Regions from separate parts of the Homo sapiens genome. Here region 1 is linked to region 2. A link is a loop called in an ENCODE intact Hi-C map of the cell type or tissue named here. Cell type or tissue: CD4-positive, alpha-beta T cell. All regions are shown on one strand. Each heading gives the region's core, and the rest is flanking DNA. Links, peaks and the distances in the headings are about the cores only. Region 1 holds the start of ARL6IP1 (ARL6 interacting reticulophagy regulator 1). Region 2 holds the start of KNOP1 (lysine rich nucleolar protein 1).

Evidence for each region. A loop is a pair of places that touch in the nucleus more often than their neighbours do. Peaks named below come from ENCODE experiments on the same cell type or tissue, not always from the same donor. Only the 100,000 strongest peaks of a DNase experiment are listed, where the experiment ranks them.
Region 1: a loop joins it to region 2, with 9 times the contacts of the local background. A loop is called at or near these places in 4 of 110 quality-filtered maps.

The regions. Positions count from the first base shown.
Region 1 is chr16:18,795,984-18,806,794 of GRCh38, reverse strand. It overlaps ARL6IP1 (ARL6 interacting reticulophagy regulator 1), which reads left to right and starts at 5,246. Exons shown (of 6, transcript NM_015161.3): 1 at 5,246-5,364; 2 at 7,961-8,094; 3 at 8,751-8,870. The coding sequence starts at 5,329. SMG1 (SMG1 nonsense mediated mRNA decay associated PI3K related kinase) reads left to right here. Exons shown (of 63, transcript NM_015092.5): 63 at 1-1,935. RefSeq lists enhancers at 4,703-4,942, 5,323-5,402, 5,623-5,742. In CD4-positive, alpha-beta T cell, for the core only: CTCF peaks have their summits at 4,758 and 4,958 (motif pointing left); DNase peaks (open chromatin) are centred at 4,124 and 5,114; H3K4me3 peaks cover 2,770 bases; H3K27ac peaks cover 2,103 bases.
Region 2 is chr16:19,715,235-19,725,367 of GRCh38, reverse strand. KNOP1 (lysine rich nucleolar protein 1) reads left to right here and starts at 7,141. Exons shown (of 5, transcript NM_001012991.3): 1 at 7,141-7,210. IQCK (IQ motif containing K) reads right to left here and starts at 7,097. Exons shown (of 9, transcript NM_153208.3): 1 at 6,881-7,097. The coding sequence starts at 7,061. RefSeq lists an enhancer at 6,888-7,217. In CD4-positive, alpha-beta T cell, for the core only: no CTCF peak of the experiment used is centred there; a DNase peak (open chromatin) is centred at 7,107; H3K4me3 peaks cover 2,257 bases.

The DNA of each region.
Region 1 (10,811 bases), core at 2,754-7,753, 920 kb after region 2:
GGGATCCTCTCCTGTTTCTCTCTCTTGCCTCCCCCTTTCCCTCCATTCCTCTGTCGCCTCCCCCTCTCCTCCACTTTCTTTAAGAATCAGGGGGTACAGAATAACCTACAAACAACCTCTTCAAAGTACCCTTGGAAATTGAAGTTCAATCTTAAGTTTTTTGCTGTCTTTAATTTACTAGAATTGCCTAATTTTTAGTTGATTTCTCTACAGAGCTTAGCTTGTGTAGTTATTTCTCTTTTACTGTTGCTTTGGTGTGTCTTGAAGTTTGATTGATTATTTTTGGTCATTGAGTTCTTAGTGTAGTTTGCTAGATGATTATTAAGATTCTTTTGTGTCTGACACTTGTGGTGAGTTGCTTTTGAAATCTGTTGAGATTTCCATGTGAGAACTGATAATCAGGCTCTTGATCTGCTTCCCTAAATTACTTTTTTAGAGCCCAAACCCCAGGTTTAGGGTGAGGGTTTGTAATACAAAGAAACACTTCCATCACTTCTGCCCTTAACCCTTGCCTCTATTACCTAAGCTTAGTAAGTAGTTTTCTTAATATTGTCCAATGTTTGGTGTTATCTGCATTGTTTTTTGTTTTTTTAATTGTGGTTGTTCTGACGTGTGAAATTTAAGGAAAGAGCCATTTTTTAAAAATGCCGAGCAGGGCAATGCAAGTACAGCCAAATATTAGACTTGATGTGCAATCTTCGGTCCTTTTTAATCTGGGGTATTATAGGCAGTACTTTAAATTGCAAAGTCTTCCGGGCCTATTTTCCTCTACATTTTTGTAATTAACTCTGGGGGCTTACTTGTTTTGGCAGTACTGAAATCAAAGGAGCTGGTTCTTCTTTTCTCCCAATTATTTTCATATGAAAGCACCTACAATTAGCCTGTTAGTCCTATTCAGATACATCAAATATCAGTGAATGCTTTACTATTCGCACATTTAAGCATCTTTGTTTTACATAAAATTAGAGTATGAAAACCAGTGTTCAATTTTTTATCTTGTTGAGCTTGTAAAATGCCAGCAATTTAAAACTAGGACTTTTCCCCCCATAAGCCAAGGAGGTAGAATTACTAATACAAGGGTTAAAGAAGGTAGATTTTGTTTTCAATATTTGGGTAATATTAGAAAGATTCTTCCCACAGGGAAGAACTAGCAAGTGTCCCAATTTTTTCCAAACGTTGGGGAGGGGAAAATTCACTGTATCATGAAACCCTAAGGGTTTGTTGCACTTCCTGCTTTTTAGGCCTGGATAACAGTATCACCATCCTTATTTACAGAAGGGTAAAACTGACTCTTAATGAGAAAAGCTTTATAAGTTCAAGGGCTGTAAAATATGAACTACTTAGGGTCGTTTGCCTTCCATGGGAACTTGGCTAGACTTAGAAAAAGCTGTTTGTTGTGCTAATGTAAAAGTGTCATACAATTTAGAAGATTTTTGAAGATGGTAAACTTAGAAGAATTCTATGTTCTGAAATGCACACTTTTAGAATGTTTTTCTTTGAAAACAGGCTAATAGTTTTTTCTTTTTTTGACAAAGTTTCAGCTCCTCTTTAAAGTTATTGTGTCATTTTTCTGGTTTAAATTTCCCTTATATTTCCACCTGTAATGTCAGTGGCAACAACATCATACTTCACTTACTTGTTAATTTACTTTTTACCCTTATTCTAAGAGCAAGTTGAGTTGAACTGAATCTTCCTTGTCTTAGTAACAATGTATAAATAGTGGCTTTTCTGTACAAAAGGTTGTAATGCCTCCTGATGGATATAATTTTGTGATTGTATTTAAAAGTTGAATAAATCACACCAGCTTCCTGAAAATGTTCATAATGCATCTTTTGGAAAACAAATACATGCCTACTTTGTGCATATTTGCATTAACATGGCAAAGATTGTATGAAATACCTGTTTTTCAGAAAATAAAGGTTCAGTCTCAAAAGATACAGCATTTAAGTTCTGAATTTATTGGTCAAAATAGATTTTGGAAAACTTGAAACCTTTTGGAACCTGGGTAGCTTGAAAAAACAAAACGACAGGGTCTCCCTATGTTGCCCAGGCTGATCTCGAACTCCTGGGCTCAAGTTACACTCCCACTTCAGCCTCCCAAAGTGCTGGGATTACAAGCCTGAGCCACTAAGCCGAGCCAAGCCTAGTCTTTTTTTTCTGAATAGCACTAATACCTCAAAAAAGACCCCTAAATTCTCAGAAAAGTAACTATTTTATTCTCAAACATCTGTTGTATTTTTGAATAGCAGTAGAAATTCTACTTCAACGATAAAATTCTTTGTGTTAAGGCCCAATTTATAAAGCTTAATTTTGGCAGTATTTAAAAACAAAATTCCCGTAGATCATTATTGACAGATAGGTGCATTCCTTGGAGTGTGAAACCTCTGAAAAAAAATAGAAAATGTCCAGCTTGGCTTTATATCTTGGAGATTGCATTTGTTGCTGCTAAATGAAGTTAGTAAGATTTGTGTTAACTGCTTAGTCATCTGGCACATTTCAAAAGATCACATCCTGTCTCTGTAGGACAAAAACAAAGCTCTAAAGAAAGCTATGTTAAGGGTGGGTGTTTTTTAATAATTAGACCAATCGGAAATTTAGTGAGAGACCATATAGCAGGGCTGTGCATTTAGAAATAGGTATGGGAATACATTGTTAAGTAACAAAAAATACTAAGTGGAGAAACTGCTGTTTCAGTTGCTTCTGTTTTTTTCACCTACCTTCATTTCACAAGCTGGTGTTAACAAGTCTTAAGTTGTGCATGGAAAACTTGGGTGAAAACAAGAAGCATATTCTGCAGCAAAAGCTGATTTCCCAAAAGTAGAAATGTCAGTTTTAAACCCTAATAAAATACCCTCTCTTTTGGAAGTGGCTATTACTGTGGGTCTAGCAAGATCACATACCCAGTGCTCAACATATTCACTAATTATGTGGCTGCTGATTGCTTCGATCTTTTTGACTTTTTTTTTTTTTTTTTTTTTTGAGACAGGTTTTTTGCTCTGTCACCCAAGCTTAAGTGCATAGGTGCAATCATAGCTCACTGCAGCCTCTATTTCCTGGGCTCAAGGGATCTTCCCTGCCTCCCCATTTGTATTTTTTTTTTTTTAGGGGCGTGGAGAAGAACCTGCTCCTCAGACTCCATAGCTTTAAAATCTCTCCAAATAGCGTCTCTGTCAACTGGCTGTATCCTGCCTTTACAACTTCTTTACCCCAACATTCTCCAAAGTGGCACTTTATTGAACAGTCAGCTTCCCTTGCAAAGACTTTTTTTCAAGTGCTTCTCCCTGATTCAGATACTTCACTCCCCTTTCCCCGAAAGACCCACAGCAAATTGACACCCTTCCATGAAATTCACAATGCTCCTGCCCTTGCCCAGCTCTCTTAGGGGCAGTATGTGGTCTGCAGCTATGTTCTCTCACATTTATGACTTCCTTGAACATTTAAGAACCTGGTGGTTACTTAAGGAACATTTTAAAAATAAATTTAAATTCAATGGCCGAATACAAATGACCATGAGATTGGAAGTTAAAACCTGTAAAAAAGATAAAAGGTTGGAAGTTAAAACTATAGTTAATTCACCTGAAACAAACATCTGATCCGGACATTTGGCATGATTCTGTTTGTATCAAACGATGAAAAATCGGCCGGGCGCGGTGGCTACTGCACTACAGCCTGGGCAACAGAGCCAGGCTGTGTCTCAAGAAAAAAAGAAAAAAAAAAAAAAAAAAAAAAAAAAAAGATCAAAGCACTTGTTACTGCATTTGAAATCCTGGATAGAAAAGATGTACAAGTGCCTCAACACAGTTCCTAAACTGCCTAGGAATTCTACTGCTTGTGAGAGGGTTTACATATTTTCTTAGCTTGACCTCTAATGGAAGAAAGGTCGTGTCAAGAACTATCCTTTTGGCCGGGCGCGGTAGCTCACGCCTGTAATCCCAGCACTTTGGCAGGCTAAGGCGGGCGGATATCTTGAGGTCAGGAGGTCCAGACCACCCTGGCCAAAATAGCGAAACCCCGTCTCTATTAAAATACAAAAATTAGCCGGGCGTAGTGACGGGCGTCTGTAATTCCAGCTACTCGGGAGGCTGACGCGCCAGGATCACTTGAACCCGGGAGATGGAGGTTACAGTGAGCAGAGATCGCGCCACTGCACTTCAGCCGGGGCCACGGAGCGCGAGACTCCTTCGTCTCAAACAAACAAACAAACAATTCTGGCCGGGCGCGGTGGCTCACGCCTGTAATCCTAGCACTTTGGGAGGCCGAGGCGGGCGGATCACGAGGTCAGGAGATCGAGACCATCCTAACACGGTGAAACTACGTCTCTACTAAAAATACAAAAAATTAGCCAGGCGTGTTGGCGGACGCCTGTAGTCCCAGCTACTTGGAAGGCTGAGGCAGGACAATGGCGTGAACCCGGGAGGCAGAGCTTGCAGTGAGCAAGATCGCGCCACTGCACTCCAGGCTGGGCAACATAGCGAGACTCCGTCTCAAAAAAAAAGAAAAAAAAAAAAAGAATCCTTTTGGAGAGGGAGCTTGTAGTTTAAGTAACTTAAACATCCACGTATAATAAAGCCACTTAGAAGGCGGTGCATTTTCACACGTTCTCAAACCAGGCCTGGGTTTTTCCGCGCAAGCTAAGGCCTCATTCCTACTGGGTAGGAGAGAAACATTGCAGCAAAATCCACACAAAGAGCTCTTTTCACTTGTCCTCAAAACCTCACGGGTCGCAAATCCGGGCTAAACGGCTCAGGGGCCTGGCTGGGGAACTGGGCCGAAGGTGGAACGGATCCCAGCCACCTCGGGGCCAGGAAAAGATGAAGTGTCGCAGGCCCGGCGTCCCCGCCCTCCGCCTGAGGCAACGGAGCATCTCTCTTCGAGTAGCCCATTTTCCAGAGAGTCTCCTCGGCTGCGAAAGCCAGACGAAGAGGGACCCAAAGCCACCGCAGCGGCAAGAGCCGGAGAACCACTGAGGGACAGCGCCCCCTGCAGAGGCGGTTGAACCGCTTCCCACAGCGCTGGGCGGGGCGTCGCGCAGTCCCTGGGCGCTGATTGGGCACTCCGTGTCCCCTCCCCCTCGGCCCGGCGCTGCCTCTGTCTCCTTTGACCTCGATTTCAAGCCATGCGCTGAGCTTCGGTTGGCCCGGCTTCCTTGAGGCGTAAGCTCGGTCTGTCCAATGAGGAGCGAGCGTCGCGGGGGCCGTCGGGAAGGGCGGCCGACCCATATAAGCAGCCTGCGGGGCGTTCCCTCGGGTTGTGGTTGGTGTGCGGGTTTCGGTTGGAGGACTCGTTGGGGAGGTGGCCTGCGCTTGTAGAGACTGCATCCCCGAGACGATGGCGGAGGGAGATAATCGCAGCACCAACCTGCTGGTGAGTCCTGGCTGCCTGTCCCCCGGGAGCCGAGCGAGGCCTCCAGACGTCCGTGGGCTCAAACACCGCGGCCTCGTCCCTGTCACCCGCCGCGGGCCCGGCCCTTCTCTCCCTGGGCAGGCGACGATGCCTGGCCCTCGGGCTTCTTGGGTGACTCCTGGGTGTCGAACCCTTACCTTTCCTGGGGACGGTGCGCGACGGGGCGAGGAGGGCGCGTGATTCATCACCGCGAGTAGGAGTCGAGGAGGAAGTGGGAGGCAGAGGGGCTGCGACACTAGCCTGGGGTGCGGGTGGGGGCAGAAGGCCTCCTGGGGCCTGTCCAGCGCTTTCGCGGCTCAGGCCCCAGCCGTATTCGGCTTTCCCCGTCTTTGATCTTAACCTGGATGTGCCTGCCTTCTTTTCCCCCTAAAACTTGGACAAGGGTGGAGGGTCAAAGGGCTACTGCCCAGAATTTATCTTAGAGCTGGTACAACTTAAAACGACAGGGAGGCTGCGAGCTCACCGTGGGGAACCGGGAGCGGGGTCCAGCTGAACAGACAATGGGATGTCTTGGCGTTTGTCTGGAATTTGGAAGTCTGGCGGGGGTGGGGTCACAGGACTACTGGAAACAGCTTTAGAGTAATAAGCAGGGATCCGAAGGAACTGCAGTGAGATGGTATCATAGGCGGACACATTTTTATTTGTTATGAATTTAAGCGCACCTTGTGGGCAAAAAACAAGAGAAATATCCTTGCATATTCTCAGTTGCCCTTCCCTGGTGACTGTAGGTCACATACCAGCAATGAAAAACGGAACCAAAGAATTTACTTAGGGGCTTTTGAACTTCCAAGACCCCAGACGCTGGCCAATGACGTGACTTCAGGGCAGTTTTGATTGTGCGTGATTTTATATTTGCTTTTAGAAATGCATGGTTTGTTCCTTTAAACACACGCTCCTTCTAGCATAGTTAGTTCTCAGCGTGGATCTTTTTAAGAGGATTAATTGAAGCACAGAGAAGTAGCTCAAGCCCTGTTGAAATGACAAATCCTGGGCTAGAGCTCCTGCTTCCCAACTCTCCTTCCAGCAGAGCAATATAACTCTAAGGAAAGCAACGCCTTTGGTCGTGGATTTCTTGGATGCAGATCAGTTAACCTCTGTATCTGTTTCCTCCTTGGTAAAATGGGGACAGTAATAACACCTTTTTTTAAGGGTTGTTAGGAAGATTAATTGAAGTATAAATATGAATGCTCAGCAGAGTGCCCACACATAGTAGTCTCTTTCACTAGTATTAAGCATGGAATATAAAGTCAGAAATATTGAGATCACACTAGTGCTCAGCGTGGCACAGATAGCGAGCGTCTTTGTTAAGATTAAGTGCCTTGTTCTGTCATTTGCATGATTTCCAGTGAATGACTTTTACAAAGAGACAAGGTCTCAGCCCAGGCTGGTCCCGATCTCCTGGGCTCAAGCAATCCCCCCCGACCCGCCAAGTGCTGGGTTTACAGGCGTGATCCACTGCATCCAGCCTGATAACATAGAGACACTTGAGTTTCTTATTCTAAATTTTTCTTCCTTTACCAAAACCAGCTTTAAGGGCTTTTGCCACATTAGCTCATCCTAGAGGCCCACTTTCGGCTGTTCAGAGTCAGAGAAATTTGAAGTATAATCAAAATGACATCCTGAGTGGTAAGAAACACTGTATTGAGGAGGTATATTGACCGTAAAATGCCACCTTAATTTGGTGAAAGTAGTTTTCCTTAATTGTCCAATGAATGTCAACATCTGAGTGATTCCATTACACAAAGAGCTATTTTAGAAATTGAATGCTATTCAGGGAAAGTCTTTCCTAATGGATTTAGAAGGGTTTAAATCAATAAGATGACAAAAACAACGGATCAATTCTAACCATCTGAAATAAACAAACTTAAAAAAAGTTATTTCATTTTATTAATACTCTGGGCACTGCCACGATTCCCCGCATGACTTTGAGAAAGTAAACCATTTTGAGCTCACTTTCTTTAATTGTAAATTGAGTCTAATTATCCCTACCTTGTGGCTCTCTGTAAGGATTAAGTTACATCATGTATATAAAGAATAGCCCAGTGCTTGGACTAGAAAAGTGACCATTAAAGGATATTTAGGCTGGGCCTGGTGGCTCACACCTGTAATCCCAGCACTTTGGGAAGACGAGGTGAGTGGATCACTTGAGGTCCAGAGTTTGAGACCAGCCTGGCCAACATGGTGAAACCCTGTCTCTACAAAAAATTAGTCGGGCGTGGTGGCGGGCGCCTATAGTCCCAACTACTCAGGAGTATGAGGTAGGAGAATCGCTTGAACCCAGGAGGCGGAGGCTGCAGTGAGCCGAGATCTCCCCACTGCACTCCAGCCTGGGTGACAGAGCGAGACTCCGTCTCAAAAAAAAAAACACAAAAAACAAAAAAACCCATTGTATTTTCATCTTTGAAATTGCAGTTTTTCAGAAACCAACTAGTTTAAAATTGGCAATTTGGTTAAGAGGTTATTTTTTGTATTTGGAGCTTTAAAATAATTGAAGTCTATGAACCACAAAAATGTTGAGAGTGGTAAAATGATCACTTTAAATGTCGGTGGTATTTAGGCTGCAGAGACTGCAAGTCTGGAAGAACAGCTGCAAGGATGGGGAGAAGTGATGCTGATGGCTGATAAAGTCCTCCGATGGGAAAGAGCCTGGTTTCCACCTGCCATCATGGGTGTGGTTTCTTTGGTGTTTCTGTAAGTGAGCTATTAGATTACTATGGGTTGTGCTTCTTATTAATAAAGACTTTTTAATATATAGCTTCTGTTTGTGGGAGTGCCTTAAGTCTTCTGTAATATATAACCCATAAAGAACCCATAAAGAATGTTTCTCATAAGCACTTCTAGTTTCCAGAATTTGTAGTACTTCTGTAAACTTGGTAACCTAAAGCACTTGAGTAAATCAGTGACTCGCAAACTTTTTGTCCTCCAGACACTTAAACTCTTTTTTTGTTATTATACTTTAAGTTCTGGGAAACATGTGTAGAATGTACAGGTTTGTTACATAGGTATATATACATGTGCCATGGTGGTTTGCTGCACCCATCAACCCTTCATCTACATTAGGTATTTCTCCTAATGCTATCCCTCCCCTAGTCCCCCACCTCCCTAAACTCTTAAAAAAGTGCTGAGAACTCCAAAGAGCTTTTGTCCATTGATATATACTTAACCACTGCAGCTATGATATCAGCATGTCACAAAGCCTCTGGAAAGCCACTTGTGAGAAAATTAGAAGAAAAATGGCAAATATCTCTGAGAGGCGGTGAATAGTTAAGTGAATAGTTAAGTTAGACATGTTTAGTTAGGAATAATAATGACTATGTTTTTCTAACCTTTATTAATTTTTTTAACAGGATTATCTACTATCTAGATCCATCTGTTCTGTCCGGCGTTTCCTGTTTTGTTATGTTTTTGTGCTTGGCTGACTACCTTGTTCCCATTCTAGCGCCTAGAATTTTTGGCTCCAATAAATGGTAGGTAGCATAATGATTTGGCAGTCTCATTTTTGTGTAGTTACTGAACTTGGTGGCTGTGATTAGTATGCTGTAAATAAGCAGAGATAATTGTCTAACCATCAGACACCTAAGCATTAGATTTATTGCTTTTATGTGAAGAATATTGTAACTGATTTGAATATAAACTATGAATTTTCTGTACTCCATAGTTCTTTTATGGTAAATGCACATATACATTTTTACATTTCCATTGATATTTAGGATAGTATAATAACTTCACAAATTATTTTTGAATGAATACAGAAAAGGAAACTGGCAGATTTTCATTCACATTCATTTAGCAATTATTTATTAAATGCCTACTGTGGCAGGCCCTGTAAAGTACTGTGAAATATTTTGACTTTTAAGATTGATCTTGTGTTAAGGCTGAGATACTGAGACACTGAGGCAGTGGAATGGCAGTTAACAAAGTGAATACCAAGTGTTTCCGAAGAGGTTCAAGCTGTATACACATGGGTTGCTGATTTTATTTATACCATTCTCTTTTTTTTTTTTTTTTTTGAGATGGAGGCTCGCTCTGTTGCCCAGGCTGGAGTGCAGTACGCTCTTGGCTCACTGCATGCTCCACCTCCCAGGTTCATGCCATTCTCTTGCCTCAGCCTCCCGAGTAGCTGGGACTACAGGTGCCCACCACCACACCTGGCTAATTTTTTTTTTTTTTATTTTTAGTAGAGACGGGGTTTCACCATGTTAGCCAGGATGGTCTCGATCTCCTGACCTTGTGATCCGCCCGCCTCGGCCTCCCAAAGTGCTGAGATTACAGGCGTGAGCCACCGTGCCCGGCCTATTTATACCATGAGGTTGCTTATGAACTCCTCAGATATAGTTAAGTGGATAAGGATCATATTAAAAGTATTTTAACTTTCTCTAGCATGTTGAGTTTTGATTCAAATAATCAGCCAAAATAGAAGTTGGAATAGATATTTTCTTCTCAGCTGCTATTCTATCCTTGGCTGTTTATTTTATTTGGTTAGTATTCTACTTGTGCCTTTGGTTGTTTGTATCTCAGAGGATAGCAAATTGCAAAATAATTCTGTAAATATAAGAATTTTAAATGTGTACCTTATGGATCTTTAAGAACAAATTCAAAGTTTGCTTAAATTATGATATAATTGACAATATTTAAAGGTGTTTCCCCCAACAGCAGAATGGATTAGTGTTAGGAACTGTCCAAATTGTTTTTCACTTGCAGTAATGAATCAATGTTGTTGGCTCTTTTGGGCAAGTTTCTGAATGTGCAGTATAACAGAGTTAGCAAAGGAAATAAATCACTGACCTTGGCCTTATTAGCCAGATAACATTCCAGTCTGCTAATTTATAACTCCTAGAGGAAAGTTTGCAGAAATAACCACTGATAGTTTCGTGATGTGACTCAGTTATTGATAGAGCAGATTTTGTTTATTTTTTGATCTTACAAGGAAGAAAGAATACTCTTTTGCATAGCCACAATCTAGCCTTGACCATGGGCAAGAAATAACATCTCATTGTTGAAAAGAAGTTCCAGGGCTCAGCAGAAATCCTTGTACTTTATCTATCACTGCAGTTTTACAGAGATGAGGGCTAGAGAAGAGAAGGCAACACATCCCTCAGCACAGGGCAATAATAGCAGCCATTATAGCTGTGTAGCGAAGACAGTGCAAAGGCAATTAAAAAAATCAGAACCAAGAAAAACATTATAAATATAAAAGGTTTTCTTGGAGGGTCTCTTGTTGGATTTTTACTGCTGTGTTGTTTGTTGATTATATTTTCCCTCCCTAGGGATAAATTTACAAAGAAGAATTTAGATTTGAGCTGTTTATTGCTGCCTTGTCATCAGATGTATGAAGCCCAGTTGGGGGTGTTATGTGTTAAATGCCAGTAGTTAGTATCTTACTAAGGAGTGTTCAAATACAGTTGTTC
Region 2 (10,133 bases), core at 4,685-9,684:
AAAATTAGCTGGGTGTGGTGGCGCACGCCTGTAATCCCAGCTACTTGGGAGGCTTAGGTGGGAGGATCACCTGAGCCTGGGAGGTTGAGGCTGTAGTAAGCACGATCACGCCACTGCACTTCAGCCTGGGCGACAGCCTGTCTCAAAAAAATAAAAATTAAAAAAAAATTTTTTTAAATCAGGTATATTAAATGTATAAATGTTTACAATCTTTCCATTACCAAAGGTTATAAATGGCATTAATTGATTAGGGGAATTTAATGTTATATGCATATTAAATGAACATTATGAACAAGTGAAAGTTGTTGTTCGTTTTACACAACAAAGGCAACATTTTAGGAGAGGCAGAGCAGAAGGAGCCCGGAAACTTGTTGGCAGAGTGGAGCCCCTGTGCCACAAGTGAACCCTCTCCCCTCAACTTCTGGGATGTGAGAATAATTAACCATCTTTGTTTAGGCCATTATGAGTTGGGCTTTCTGCTATTTGCAGCTGAACATGTTCCTGATAGAAACAATTAAAATGTAGCATTGACTGGTGGCCGGGCACGGTGGATCGCGCCTGTAATCCCAGCACTTTGGGAGGCCGAGGCAGGCAGATCACAAGGTCAGGAGATTGAGACCATCCTGGCTAACATGGTGAAACCCCCTCTCTACTAAAAATACAAAAACAAAATTAGCCGGGTGTGGTGGCGGGCACCTGTAGTCCCAGCTACTCAGGACGCTGAGGCAGGAGAATGGCGTGAATCCAGGAGGCGGAGCTTGCAGTGAGCCGAGATCGCACCACTGCACTGCAGCCTGGGTGACAGAGCCAGACTCTGACTCAAAAACAAAAAACAAAAAAAAACCCAACAACAAAAATGTAGCATTGACCCACAGTAGCTTATTGGAAGGGGATGGAACAGGAAGATGACGCTGGGAGTGAATCAGACGAACATTTGACAGGCATATACTATAGTGGGAGGTTGTACCAGGCTGCTGGAGAGCCACATGAACAGGGCAGAGGAGCTTATGTTCCAGAGAGGGGATGAATGATAAACCAGGGGTTATGATAAGTGAAAGTATTGCTGTAGAGGGCTTCAACCACAGCCTAGAGGAGAGGAAAGAAGGGGCTTTGAAATTGGCCTGAGGAATTACAGAAGGCTTTCCAGAAGAGGGGCCACGTGGACTGAGTCTAGAGAGATAAATGAGAAGGTAGGGATGTTCCAGGAAGAGACAAAGCTTGTGGAAAGGCATGGAGAGGAATAGTATGGTGCACTGGAGGAATAGTTTTGTGTGACTCCAAGTACACAACACAACAGTGGTACCGAAGTGCTTGTTTAAAATGCAGAACTCAAAGACTCACCCCCAAGGAGTCTGGCCCATCAGGGCAGGAAGGGGAGCCAAGGAAGCTGCTTTTTTTTTTTTTTTTGAAACAAGAGTCTCACTCTGTCACCCAGGCTGGAGGGCAATGGCATGATCTCGGCTCAGTGCAACCTCCTCCTCCCAGGTTCAAGTGATTCTCCTGCCTCAGCCTCCTGAGTAGCTGGGACTACAGGTGCACACTGCCATGCCTGGCTAATTTGTTTAAATTTTATTTTAGTAGAGATGGGGTTTCACCATGTTGGCCAGGCTGGTCTCGAACTCCTGAGCTCAGGCAATCCAGCCCCGTCGGTCTCCTAATGTGCTAGGATTACAGGCTTGAGCTACCACGCCCGGCCAGGAAGCTGCATTTTAACATGTATCCAGGAGATTTTGATGTAGGTGCTCCCAGTCCATGCTTTAAAACCATGCTGGTGTCTTCTTCAGGGGTTTGAACTTGAGAGTCAAAACAGACTTGAGTTTGAAGCCGACCCTGCCGCTTACTTTGGGCAAGTTTCCTAACCTTTCTAAGCCTCAATTTCCTCATCTGTTGCTGTGAGGCTTAAATGAGAAGTAATGCACCTAGCACAATGCCTGGCACATAAACAGCAGCTCAATAAATGGTTGCCATTAGGATGATTTGGGTGAATGGTATGTTGTGAACTAAGAAAAGTAAACAGAGATGGGACGTTAAGAAGCTTAAGGGTTAAGCTAAGGAGTTTATCTGTAAGCTATGAAAATCATTGTAGGTCACAGCATGATGCGATTAGATTTGAATTTTAGAGAGGTTCCTACGACAGCCAGTGGGATATGGTCTGGAAGGAGGCCTGCCTCAATTAACAAGCCACAGCAGCAATCTAAGCAGGGGGTGGTAAGGGCCTGATCTAAGGCAGCAGACATGAAGACTGGTGGGGGTGGGGAGTGGGGGCAGGGTGGGGATGGTGGGAGATATTAAACAGGTAGAATCTATAAGGACTGGCAAATGAGAGTGTGGGGCCGTGGAAAGTGAAAGGGAAGCAGGCCGGATGCGGTAGCTCACGCCTGTAATCCCAGCACTTTGGGAGGCTGAGGCGGGTGGATCACCTAAGGTCAGGAGTTCGACACCAGCCTGGCCAACATGGTGAAACCCCACCTAAAAATACAAAAATTAGCTGGGCATGGTGTCAAGTGCCTGTAATCCCAGCTACTCAGGAGGCTGAGGTGGGGGAATTGCTTGAACCTGGGAGGTGGAAGTTGAAGTAAGCAGATATCGCACCTCTGTACTCCAGCCTGGGCAACAGAGCAAGACTCTGTCTCAAGGGAAGGAAAAAAAAAAAAAAGCTGGACTGGGCAGCTGAGTGAACGATGGTAACATTCGTGGAGATGGAGATAAGTTGTTGGCGTCTAAAACAGTGCCTGCAGTTATACCTGGCCCAGCATTGAAAACAGTTCCCAGCCCTGGTAGATACAAGTTGGCTCAATGCTTAAGAACAATTTATTCGGAGAAATGAGGAAGAAGCTGGTCTGCCCTTAGTTGATAAGGGAATGGGAATGAAAGACTGATAGGAGCTGGAAGAGGATATAGGGTCATGGTGGAGGTTTCTTCCTGATATGACAGGCCAGGGGTGTTTGGAGGAAAAAGCTAGTAGAGAAGTTAAAGGCGTAGCAGAGGAAGTGAGTGATAAAGCAGGATCCTGGAATAGCAAGGGGACGGTAAGCAAAGATGGAGAGCTGAGTGGCGAGTAGCGGGGTGAGAGCTTCTTCCACGTGTACAGATGGATGTTAGCAGACTCCCTCCCCACTCCTGACTGCCTGACTCTTCTCAGTGAACGCATCCTATGCTAAGAGGTATCACAGAACATTTCAGGAGGTGTTACAGACTTGGACTAGTAGAACCAGGCAATGGGAGAAGGCATTGAGAGATGCTGATTGCTGAGCAGTGCTGAGAGCCAGTTGGGGTCATCTTTCTTCAGCTGGCTCAGTGGCTGTGCTGGAGGAACAAGTATTGATTCACAACTGATCCATGTCGGTATCTGGCAGGTGAAATGAAAGGCCAGATTTTACAACAGCATTGAGGGCTGAGGCCAGAGAGTGCTTGATTAAGTGATGAACCAATGACAATAGTGAGGATGCTGATAACAGTAATCACAGCATATCAAAATAGGAAACTGTAAGGCCAGGCGCGGTGGCTCACGCCTGTAATCCCAGCACTTTGGGAGGATGAGGCGGGCTGACTGCTTGAGGTCAGGTGTTTGAGACCAGCTTGGCCAACATGGCAAAACCCCATCTCTACAAAAAATTAGCCAGGCATGGTGGTGGGTGCCTGTAATCCCAGCTATTTGGGAGGCTGAAGCAGGAGAATTGCTTGAATCTGGGAGGCAGAGGTTGCAGTGAGCCGAGATTGCGCCACTGCACTGCAGCCTGGGTGACAGAGCCAGACTTCATCTCAAAAAAAAAAAAAAAAGGAAACTGTTAAGCCCCACATCCTTTGATTGTCTTGATTAAAACCATGAACACAGCTAGTCACAAACTACTATAAGATTTGATTAGAAGTGTTGGCCGGGAAGAAGTTTATTGACACTAACACGAGTGCTTTTTAGAATACAAAACTCAGTTGTCACTGGAAAGATGAGGGAGAAAACTGAAGAATATTTACAAATAAGTTATAGTGGTGAGCATGCACATACATACAAAAGAGCACTAGTCAGGTTGGTTAAGGTCTGTGTAAGTTAGATATTGACCTACTTTGTATTTTGTCTTCATGAAATTGAGTTTCTGGCAGGTCTGTTTGCTATGATAATTTGTCTTTTGAATGGAGATTATCTTAAGAGAATGTAGTACTTAATCTCAAAGATAGGATTACTACAAAGCCTGTTTTTTCATGTTTGTTGTCAGAAACTGAATTTACTACATGTTATAGAAAACTGCATTTGTTAGATGTTTAAGAATTGGGTTTATCCATCTGTTATAATACTCATCACAGTGTCCATGTGTATAGTTTGCCAATGTTGACCTCACTGAATTGTTTTTTTTTTTTTTCTAGACGGATTCTTACTTTGTTGCCCAGGCTGGAGTGCAGTGGCACGATCTCAGGTCATTGCAACCTCCGCCTCTCAGGTTCAAGCGACTCTCCTGCCTCAGTCTCCTGAGTAGCTGGGATTACCCACCACCAAGCCTGACTTAGTTTTTATATTTTTAGTAGAGACAGGGTTTCAACATGTTGGCCAGGCTAGTCTCCAATTCCTGACCGCAGGTGATCCACCCGCCTTGGCCTCCCAAAGTGCTGGGATTACAGGTGTGAGCCACCATGCCTGACCTCATTCTGTAACTCTATCATTTTAAAAGTGGCATCAATTCACTTGCTCTTCAGAGAGAACCAAAACCCTTTGTCTTTGCTTTCTCTCTAGAGGCCTATTTGACCAAAATAAACTCGGTGTGTAAATCACAACACAAGGCATGTTTCTTTGTCAACAATAATGAACATTTATTGACTACTTTTTAAATGCCAGGCACTGTGCTAAGCACCTTTTCATACATTATCTTACTTGGTCCCCACAACAGCCCTGTGAGGTAGGCACAACAATTATCTGTCTCTTACAGATGAGGCTGAGTAACTTTTCTAACAATCCTCTAGTAAACTGTATTATAAGAAACTGTTTGGCTTGGAGAAGTGAAAGCTCTGGGGAAAAGGCAGCCACAATAACTACCGTCAAATTATCTGAGTAGATTCTTTGGGGTAGAGTGATTAGCTCCTTGGATCATAGCACCAAGAGGTAAGGACGTAGGGGTGAAAGTGACAAAGAGAACATGCAAAATGAAAGGGATTTTTCTAGCACAATGTAAGGTTGGAGAAGGAATTTAAGTACTGGATGGGGTTGAAACAGACAGCTTTGGAGGGCATCTATCAACTGAGTCTACTATTCTCTTCCTTCTCTGTATTCTCCACTTCTTTCGAGTCATCGCATATACTGGTACATTCATTCTTTTTTTCCATTCAATAAACATTTACTGACCTGCACTATCCAATACAGCAGCCACTATCCAAATGTGGCTATTTAAATTTATTAAAATTAAGTCTGGGCTGGGCCTGGTGGCTCAGGCCTGTAATTGTAGCACTTTGGGAGGCCGAGGCAGGTAGATCACCTGAGGTCAGGAGTTCAAGAGCAGCCTGGCCAAAATGGTGAAACCCCTTCTCTACAAAAATAAAAAAATTAGCCAGGAATGATGACGGGTGCCTGTAATCCCAGCTACTCAGGAGATTGAGGTGTGAGAATGCTTGAACCCGGGAGGCGGAGGTTGCAGTGAGCCCAGCCAGTGCCACTGCATTCCAGCCTGGGCGACAGAGCAACATGCCGTCTCAAAAAAAAAAAAAAAAAAAAAATTTGAGTCCAACAAGAAATTCAGTTACTCAATTGCACTAATCACATTTCAAATGCTAACTAACCACACTTTTTTTTTTTTGGGGATGGAGTCTCGCTCTGTCACCCAGGCTGGAGTGCAGTGGCGCAAACTCGGCTCACTGCAACGCCACCTCCCTGGTTCAAGCAATTCCCTTTCCTCAGCCTCCCAAGTAGCTGAGATTATAGGCGCACACCACCACGCCCAGATAATTTTTTTTTTGTATTTTCAGTAGAGACGGGGTTTCACCGCGCTGTTTCAGGCAGCTTAGGTAGTGATGGTGGCCACACGAATGAAAAATCTGAGTCCTTGACCTTGAGGAGCTTATGGTCTAGTGGAGGAAAAAGAAAACATCCCACCCAACATTATTCATTAAGAACTAGCGCTTACGTAGCTCCTTCTGTAAATCGAGCAGTTTGTGTTTTTTTTTCCCCAATAATCCTTTTGCCCTCCTAAAATCAGGCAGTTTGCTAAGCACTTTTTGTGACTATCTGGTTCCATCTTCTTAACACCATCGAAATAGGTGCCATTATTATGCCCACTTTGCAGACAGGGTCATAAGTTAAATAATTTGCCCAACCTAAGTAACAAATACTGAGTAGAGCCACAAAGGAAGATGTGCTCAACTCCGCCTGGGGAGGTTAAGGAAGGTTTGAAGCAAGAAGGGACTAAAACCCGTTTGTCCACACCATGGTTACTGAACGTGTGGGCCACCGACTACCTACGTTAGGATTACCTGGGGTGCTCTTTTAAAAAGTGCAGATTCCCTGCATCCCAATTTGAAGCTCTGTGGGCGGGGCCTGGGAACCTCCGTTTATAACAAGATCCCCACCCCGGCCCCCGCCCCAGCAATTCCTTTCGGTTCACTAACCGAGGTTTAAGAACCAATGGTCCACACCGCATGGTTCTCTTTATTCAGCTTTCCCTCGCCGTTCCCTTGCCTTTAACCTCACTACGGATCGCGATTGGAGTCCGCGCTGCGTAACCTCGGGCCAGCCTCTCCGAGCCTCAGTTTCCCCATGCGTAAAATGCGGAGCCCGGGCCCGCGGAGCCGCTGCCCGGCGGCCCCGCCCGTCAGCCGACAGGCGCACAGTGGGCGCTCCCCAAACGCGGCCCCCGTCCGGCCGCCCGGGTCCCGCCCCTCTCGGCCAGCCCAGGTTTCCTACCCTTGCAGATCTGCTCCCACAGATTCTTGCTTGACGGCTCGGTGACCTGCCACGACGAGACAGGCAGCTCGCGGGACGCGAGAGACACGGTGGGCACCGGCGTCCGGGTGAACGACGAGTCTGTAGAGCAGCTGGGCTTGAGGCGCACTATGTGGCTGGGGATTTGCCGCGGTGCCGCCATGGCCGCGGTTTCCACGGTAACCGCGTTCGCCGGAAGGCCGCGACCCGGAAGAAGCCGGAACCCGAGAGGGTGGGCCGGCGACTCGAAGTGGACTTCCGGGTCACGGCGGAGCTGGCTCTCACGTGGAGGCGGGGAAATTTCGCCCACCGGTGAGTGCCAGGGCGCGTTGCAGGCGGGCCGGCGCGGGGTGTGGAGATTGCACCAGAGGAAGTGCGCGGCGGGGAAGATGGGGAAATGCGGTCCACCCACATCCCTGAATCCGACCCCTCCAGTCGGTGTGCGCCCGCTCCGGCCTGAGGCCGCCGCCTCCAGAAAGTTTTCCCGCCTCAGAGCCGGCCCTGGGACCCCACGTAATCCCTCCCAGTCTGTTGATGCGGAGGCTTGGGCCCATGGGAGCCTTGGAGGTACGGATCTTACTTCCTGGCTCCCGCGCGTCCTGCTGGTGATCCTGCCGGGGGAGTGGGGTGTTGCTGCACAGGCTTTGGAGTCCTGTGGGCGGAATTCCAGTCTCCGTTTTCCACTTGCTGGCTTTGGAACCTAGGGCAAGTGAATTATTGTAGTCTCTGGAGCTTGCGAGGTCGGGTATTCACAAAGATCTTCACAAGGCTGTCCCTGGAATTTAAAAGCGGTTTTGGAGAAAGCGTTTGCGTTTGCAGGAGATGCACTGTAACGTTCTTTTCCTTTCTCCTTGAAAGAGTGAATGCATTTGGTCGCAGGGCTAAAGAGGAGGATGCTATACTTTTCTAAATGGCAAGAGATGGGGAGAGAAGGGGATTAAGAGTTGACCCGCAACCTCCCGGTGGATTCTTTGTTCTTACCAGATCTCTTGGCCACTCCCCTATTCTGAAGTCGTCTTGGCTCTCTTGACTGCTCCCCTATTCTGAAGTCGTCTTGGCTCTCTTGACTGCTCCCCTATTCTGAAGTCGTCTTGGCTCTCCTGACTACACTATTTCAAGGTTTGCACCTTCTTCTTTGCAAGCTCCTTTATCTCTGCCCACTTATTTAAATGCCAATACAATAGTCCCCCTCCCCCATTATCCGCGGGCAGTACGTTCCTAAACCCCCAGTGGATGCCTGAAACCACAGACAGTACCGAACCCTAAATATAACTGTTTTTTCTTGTGTATACTATCTATGAGAAAGTTTATAAATTAGGCACAGTAGGGCCGGGCGTGGTGGCTCATGCCTGTAATCCCAGCACTTTGGGAGGATGAGGCGGGCGGATCACCTGAGGCCAGTAGTTGGAGACCAGCCTGGCCAACATAGTAAAACCCCGTCCCTACTAAAAATACAAAAATTAGCCGGGCGTGGTGGTATGTGCCTGTAATCCCGGCTACTCGGGAGGCTGAGGCGTGAAAATTGCTTGAACCCGGGAGGTGGAGGTTGCAGTGAGCCGAGATGATGCCACTGCACTCCAGCCTGGGCAACAGAGCCAGACCTTGTCTCACAAAAAATTAGGTGCAGTAAACGATTACCAACAATCTAGCTAGTAATAAAATAGAACAATTACAACAGTATACTGTAATAAAAGTTGCATGCATGTGGTCTCCCTCTCAAGATAACTTCCTGTACTGTGCTCACCTATTTTGGGACCAGGGTTGACCAGGGGTAACGGAAACCTGGGATTAGGTGGCGAGCTACTGTATTTCTTGAAGTCTTGTCTCAGGCTTGTTCTGTTCAAGGCTTATCACCACCCATACATTCCTAACTTTATGTCGCCCGTGTCAGCACGGCCACCCAAACTCCTCATCCATATATATTCACCTGTCCAGTGAACATCTCCAAGTCATCTGTCCAATCAAGCCTGTTCTTCAGCCACTTGCCTTCAGTACCTTTGTCTCAGGGATTAATACCACCATCCTGCAGTTGTTCTTCAGAAATTTTCCTGACAACTGGTAGGACAGGTTCCACAACCTCCACCACCCTGACCTTAGCACTGTCCTTGCTTTTATCACCTGTATCATTGTATTACACCTTATTCCCTCCCACACCTACTTGCTTCTTGATGGGTGGTGTTTTATCTTGTTCATCTCTGTATCCCTAGCATGTGTGCATTCATTCAGTGAGTATGTATTGAGCACCTGCTATGTGCCAGGCACTGAGCAGGACACTGGAAATAAACCAGGAAACAGGGCAGACAGCAATGAATGAGTATAGTTATTCCCTTGACTCTCCAGGTGCGCCTGGAGTGGGTTATGAATGAACTTGACCTGTAGCTCAGGCCTGGCTCTTTGAAGCTGCTAAGAGAGAGCCAGCTCCAGTGTGGACCCTCTGAGTTCCGAAGCTGAGGAGGGCTGCAGGATGGAGAAGTTTTTCCTTTCCCTCCCATGATCCTAACTTGCTATGAAATATTTTGGGATATTTTGCTTCTAGATTCTGGGAATGTCTAGTGCAGGAACTTGGCTGGGGACTGGAGTGAGAGCAGTGGTCCAGCTGGACACTGATGGGTATTGAGGACCCCAGCCCATTCTCACAGGTGCTTCCACGATATCTGTCCAAGACAAGCTGGGTGCCCTCAGTACTGTGCATCATTGTGACTCATTCAGTGTTGGCAATCAACTTCAAATTTTAAAAACAGTGGAACTAGGCCAGGCAAGGTGGCTCATGCGTGTAATCCCAGCACTTTGGGAGGCTGAGGCGGGCGGATCACTTGAGGTCAGGAGTTTGAGACTAGCCTGGCCAACATGGAGAAACCCCGTCCCTCCTAAAAAAGAAAAAAAAAATTAGCTGGGCATGATCACGGGTGCCTGTTATCCCAGCTACTCAGGGGAGGCTGAGGCAGGAGAATCACTTGAACCCAGGAGACGGAGGTTGCAGTGGGCCGAGATCACGCCACTGCATTCCAGCTTGGGTGACAGAGCAAGACTCTGTCTCAAAAAAAAAAAAAAAAAAAGAGAAAAAGAAAAAGGGAATTAACAGTGTACCAAGCCCTTTCCATGGGTTATCTCATTTACTCCCTCCAACACCCTTTTGAGGAGGGAGGTGTTATATTCCCCCATTTTCCAGATGGAGAAATTGAGGCTCAGGGAGGTTAGCTGATTTACTTAAGGTGAGAGAGGCATTTAGGTTTGA